Linked DNA regions of Homo sapiens: region 2 is linked to region 1. A link is a loop called in an ENCODE intact Hi-C map of the cell type or tissue named here. Cell type or tissue: body of pancreas. All regions are shown on one strand. Links, peaks and the distances in the headings refer to the core of each region. The heading gives the core; the rest is flanking DNA.

Region 1 (2,817 bases), core at 37-2,536:
ATGAGCTACGATCATGCCACTGCACTCCACCCTGGACAACAGAGCGAAATCCTGTCTCAAAAAAAGAAAAGAAATACTGCACTGACACACATGGCCACAGAGGATGATCATGTGTATAAAAATGTGGAAAAAGAACTCAGGAGAGCTAGACTTTAACATAAAGATGTCTTAGGAATACCTTTAGACTTTAACACAAAGATGTCTTAGGAATACCTTGGCCAATTTATTTTGTTTGTTCTTCCCTTTTTTATGCATGCACAAGAGTGATGTATCATAAATATCTATATTTAAATAAGCCCAAAGGAGCTATTCAATGGGCACAAAATAAACATTCTCAGTGATCAGAGGGTATTGGGTTGTGGTCTAAATGGCAGTGCTTTTTCTTAATGGTTATATTTAGAAATTCAAATTCCAATTGATGGCGTATGAGATTTGATGAAATGTGGTAATAGGGCAGCTACAACCTATTACAACTATATGCTAAGTCATGTTATTCCTCCCTTTTCACTTTTAAGAAACTGAAGCACAAATAGTTGAAGTGATGACTCGCATAAAGTCATCCGTATCTAGGCAGTCTTACCAAAGTCAGAGTTCTTAACCACAGAACTGAAAAGAATTATCAGTGAGGCAAAGACATTTTAACTTTGTGTTGAAGCTCGAACAAGAGACTATAGTCACCTCTCCTCTGTATTGTGTTGAGAACAACACAATTTCTCTTTATACTGAGAATGTGGTTTGGGGAAGAGCTTGAGCTTATTACACCTGGAGCCTATCATCTCTCTAAAGGTAGTAAGGGGCCAGGTGCCATGGGTCACACCTGTAATCCAAACACTTTGGGAGGCCGAAGTGGGTGGATCACTTGAGGACAGGAGTTCAAGACCAGCCTAGCTGGGTATAGTAGTGGGGGCCTATAATCCCAGCTACTCAGGAGGCTGAGGCAGGAGAATCACTTGAAACAAGGAGGTGGAGTTTGCTGTGAGCTGAGATCATGCCATTGCACTCCAGCCTGGGTGACAGAATGAGACTGTCTCAAAAAAAAAAAAAAAAAGTAAGGGAGCTAGGATGCATAAGAAAACCCCTAGTGACAATTCTAAGTGTCTTTGTAGCATCTGCAATTGCTTAACACATTCTTCCTGCCCACTGCAGAGAAAAAACCATCTTGCTGAGACCATGGTATTGCAGTAAAGAGTGTAATTAATGCAAGGCTGGCCATGCAGCAGACAGAGTTATTACTCAAATCAGTCTCCCCAAAGGCTTGGGTTTTTCAAGGATAGTTTGGTGGGCAGGGGGCTAGGAAATGGGGAATGTTGACTGGTTGGGGATGAAATCATAGGGATGTGGAAAATGGTCCTTGTGCACTGAGTTCACCTCTGGCCAGGGGCCACAGTAACTGTTGAGTCACAAGTCACATGGATCCAGACAGAGTCAGTTGGTTGCCAGAAATGCAAAACTCTGAAAAACATCTCAAAGACCAATCTTAGGTTCTACAATAGTGATGTTACTTATGGGAGTGATCGGAGAAGTTACAGATCCTGTAGCCTCCAGAACAATGGCTGGTGTAAGTTAATGAATGTGCTTTGGTCAAGGATAGGCCAAGGTAGGATGTTTATATCCTGTATGACTCAGCGAGTTTGTAGTGCAGGTGTGTAACTCTGCTTGTTATAATGTAAACACAGCTATGTAGCCATAATATGGGAAGGCCATCACTTGGCTCTATGCCACTATTGTCTGTAAAAGGTATAACTGCCCTGCTGACACTGTACAGATGCTCACACCCTAAGAAAGAGAAAGAGTCAAAGCTGACTTTGCAGATAGACAGAGGGGAGCCAGGACACCGCTCAGCTTGCTCGTGCCCAGAGAGAGAAAGAGTTAAGCTGCTGACCCTGAAGGGCGAGCTGGCCATGCAGCCGTGCATGGGAGCTGCCAGAGCAAGCAGCCAAGACAGAGCAGACAGTGTAAGAGAGCTGCTGATGAGACAGTGTAAGAGAGCTGCTGTATTTCACCTACCTACGGCCCCCCAAATGTTCTTTCAGCTATCTGCCATTTATCCACCCACTCCCTTCGGACCTCAGCATGGGCTGGAACCGGACCCTGGACCTAGCCGCTGGTTACCATTTAACTACACCTATATCTTAGCAGAATTCAGGCCCCTCTTGTAATCCTAATCTTGTGGCCTTTCATTAGTTTTACAAAGGTGGTTTAGTTTAGGGAAGGGCTATTATCATCCTTGTTTTAAACTATAAAATAAATTCTTCCCATGGTTAGGTTGGCCTACACCCAGGAATGAGTGATAACAGCTAGCCTGTGAGGTTAGGGGCAAGATGGAGCCAGCCATGCTAGATTTCTCTCACTGTCATAATCTTTGCAAAGGTGTTTTCAAATCTCTATATCTTTTGACCCAAAACTGGTTAGGAACAACACAGAGCAGGTGTGTATGTGACCAGCTGGGTTCATTCTAATTTTTTTTTTTTTTTGCAAAGCTTTTTAGTAAAGGGTCAGATAGTGAATATTTTAGCCTTTGTGGGTCATAGAGCCACCCAGTTCTGCCACTGTCACCTGTAAGTGGCCATAAACAACATGGAAATGAACTAGTGTGGCTGCGTTCCAGTAAAACTGTATTTATGAACATAAAAATTTTCATTTTATATAATTTTCACATGTCACAAAATATTTTTCTTTGATCTCTGTCAACCATTAAAAAATGTAAAATCGGGCTGGGTGCGGTGGCTCACACCTGTAATCCCAGCACTTTGGGAGGCCGAGGCAGGCAGATCACCTGAGGTCAGGAATTCGAGACCAGCCTCACAACAAGGTGAA
Region 2 (2,817 bases), core at 214-2,713, 44 kb after region 1:
TATAGGTAAAGAATGATAGTAATATTTTCATATTACAATCATTATTATCAATATTATCCATCTGAGATAATAATCATTTGCCTCCCTGTTTTTATCTATTTGGCCATTCTAGCACCAAATTTCAAAAGCATTTATAGTACTTTCCATTGTTTTCTTTAGACATTGTGCAGTCAGTTAAGCAAAGATTGCTTAAAGAGGACACAAAAATTCTTGGCTTAATACTGTTGTTTTTCAAGCAATTTAAGCCAATATTCCTAGCCAGTATTGACTTACTATTTTTCAATATCATCAATTGTTAACTGTTGACTAACCTACTCACCTTTTCCCGCCAGTTTTAGTAATTGCATATGTGCTTCCTTTTTATGCACATGTGATGTTTCATATTCCTTTAATGAAGAATCTAGATTACTAAATTCTAGTGCAGAATCTAGTTTAGTTAGTCATCAATACACACCTTGGCCAAAGATAATCCTGAAAACTAGGTTTGTCAGACACATAATGGGAATACAAAAATGCTTTTCCTTGGACTTAGAATATAAAAGCCAGTTTCTACAGGGTCTTTCTCTGCGCTTTAAAATGTAGGTTTTATTCTTCAGGTATGCTAAGGCCAACAGATCAGGAGATGACTGCCATTGAAAAGACAGTTTGTTATTCACAGTTCCAAGAAGAGAGGTGATATGGTTTGGCTGTGTCCCTACCCAAATCTCATCTTGAATTGTAGCTCCCATAATTCCCATGTGTCGTGGGATGGACCCAGTAGGAGGTAATTGAATCATGGGGGTGAGTCTTTCCCATGCTGTTCTCATAGTGGTGAATAAGTCTCACGAGATCTGATGGTTTTATAAATGGGAGTTCTCCTGCACAAGCCCTCTTTGCCTGCCACCATGTAAGCCTTCCCTTTGCTCTTCCTTCATCTTCCGCCATGATTGTGAGGTTTCCCCAGACATGTGGAACTGTGAGTCCATTAAACTTCTTTCCTTATAAATGACCCAGTCTCAGGTATGTCTTTATTAGCAGCTTGAGAACAGACTAATACAAGAGGACATGCCACACAGGTAAGCACCAGGGTTGGTCAAGAAGCAAAAGGAGTGAGGAGAAAACATATGCAAGAGCCTGTACTGTGGTTTCTACAGGAAGGAACAGATGAGGCAGGGTAAGCAGGTTTAGAATTGGCTAGTTTGAATAATTTCAGTGGTCTCTAGGGGTATAGGGGCTGTCCCTAGTTGCCTGGTACCTGGCTCTGGGGTGACCAGGGTAGGTGGATAGTGGCCTTGAGTGTAAGAGCAGGATGTGGGATACGGGCTCTGGATCAGTAGGTTAGCATATGAAAGACAGCTCACAGACGAGTCCTTTACTCTCCCTAGGAATTGGCTGGCTAGCCTGTGGAGGGCCAGTCTCCCAACAGTCAGTAAGACCCTAGATGTCAAAATAACAGAATAAAAAGTAATGCTTAATACCCTCTTTTTAGAAGAACTAGTGTTAGATAATGATGTGGTTTGGCTCTGTGCCCCCACCCAAATCGCATCTCAAATTGTCATCCCCCCGTGTCAGGGGAGGGACTTGTAATCCCCACGTGTACAGGGAGGGACGTGATTGGATCATGGAGGTGGATCCCCCCCACCATGCTGTTCTCGTGATAGTGAGTGAGTTCTCATCAGATCTGATGGTTTTATAAGCATCAGCCATTTCCCCTGCTTGCTCTCACTCCCTCCTGCTGCCTTGTGAGGAAGGTGCCTGCTTCTTGCCTTCCACCATGATTGTAAGTTTCCTGAGGCCTTCCCAGCCATGCAAAACTGTGAGTCAATTCAACCTCTTTCCTTTAAAAATTACCCAGTCTCAGGTATTTCTTTATAGCAGTGTGAAAAGGGACTAATACAGATGAAATAGCAAATTTTCTGTTATGATTATCTGAGGAAAAATCATAATGATTAATTTGAAGCACATTTTGTTTTGCCGCAAAGAATCTCATGCTGTCAAAAGGAGTAGGATCAGTTTCCAGAATCATTATCCAACAAACCTAGTGACACTCCAGAAGTTCTAACTTTTTGACCAGTTTGCTGATTTCATGGATATAATTTTCTCTATCTTGCAAGGTGCAGCCCAGAGTTACATTTGTTCCTTCTGAATTATGTATTTGATATGAATAATTCTCTTTTCTATCTCACTTTTACTTTGGCTCTGTGTCCCCACCCAAATCTCCTGTTGAATTATAATTCCCAGTGTTGAGGGAGGGACCTGGTAAGAGGTGATTGGATCTTGGGGGTGGATTTCCCCCATGCTGTTCTCATGATAGTGAGTGAGTTTTCACAATATCTGATGGCTTAAAAGTGTGTGGCACTTCCCCTCCTCACTCTCCTTCTCTCTCTTTCCTGCCACCATGTAAAGAAGGTGCTTGCTTCCCCTTCACCTTCCACCAGGATTGTAAGTTTCCTGGGGCCTCCAAGCCTTGCTTCCTGTTAAACCTGCAGAACTGTGAGTCAATTAAACTTCTTTTCTTCATAAATTACCCAGTCTCAGGTAGTTCTTTATAGCAGTATGAGAATGGACTAATACAGTAGCTAAAGAATCATTTACCAGATAATTTGAAGTTGCTAAGATTGAATCTGACTTGAAGTTCAAGTTGTGAATTTGATAAGAATAAATACCTGTTTTATTTTCATGAGTAGTGTTCATTCATAATTTACAATACCTTATTTCTGAACTTTACATGCTCAATAAAGTCTGAACTTTACATGCTCAATAAAGTCTGCTAGTTTTTATTGTTGCCAGTTTTAAAATTTTAAATAGTCTCTTATTTGAAAATTTTCTATTTTTCCC

What was found. Peaks named below come from ENCODE experiments on the same cell type or tissue, not always from the same donor. Only the 100,000 strongest peaks of a DNase experiment are listed, where the experiment ranks them.
Region 2: a loop joins it to region 1, with 2.4 times the contacts of the local background. A loop is called at or near these places in 63 of 110 quality-filtered maps.

Annotation. Positions count from the first base shown.
Region 1 is chr9:110,179,408-110,182,224 of GRCh38, forward strand. No RefSeq gene overlaps it. Among named protein-coding and RNA genes, the nearest start is that of C9orf152, 27 kb to the right of the region's middle. In body of pancreas, for the core only: no CTCF peak of the experiment used is centred there; a DNase peak (open chromatin) is centred at 1,379.
Region 2 is chr9:110,223,456-110,226,272 of GRCh38, forward strand. No RefSeq gene overlaps it. Among named protein-coding and RNA genes, the nearest start is that of C9orf152, 17 kb to the left of the region's middle. In body of pancreas, for the core only: no CTCF peak of the experiment used is centred there; no DNase peak of the experiment used is centred there.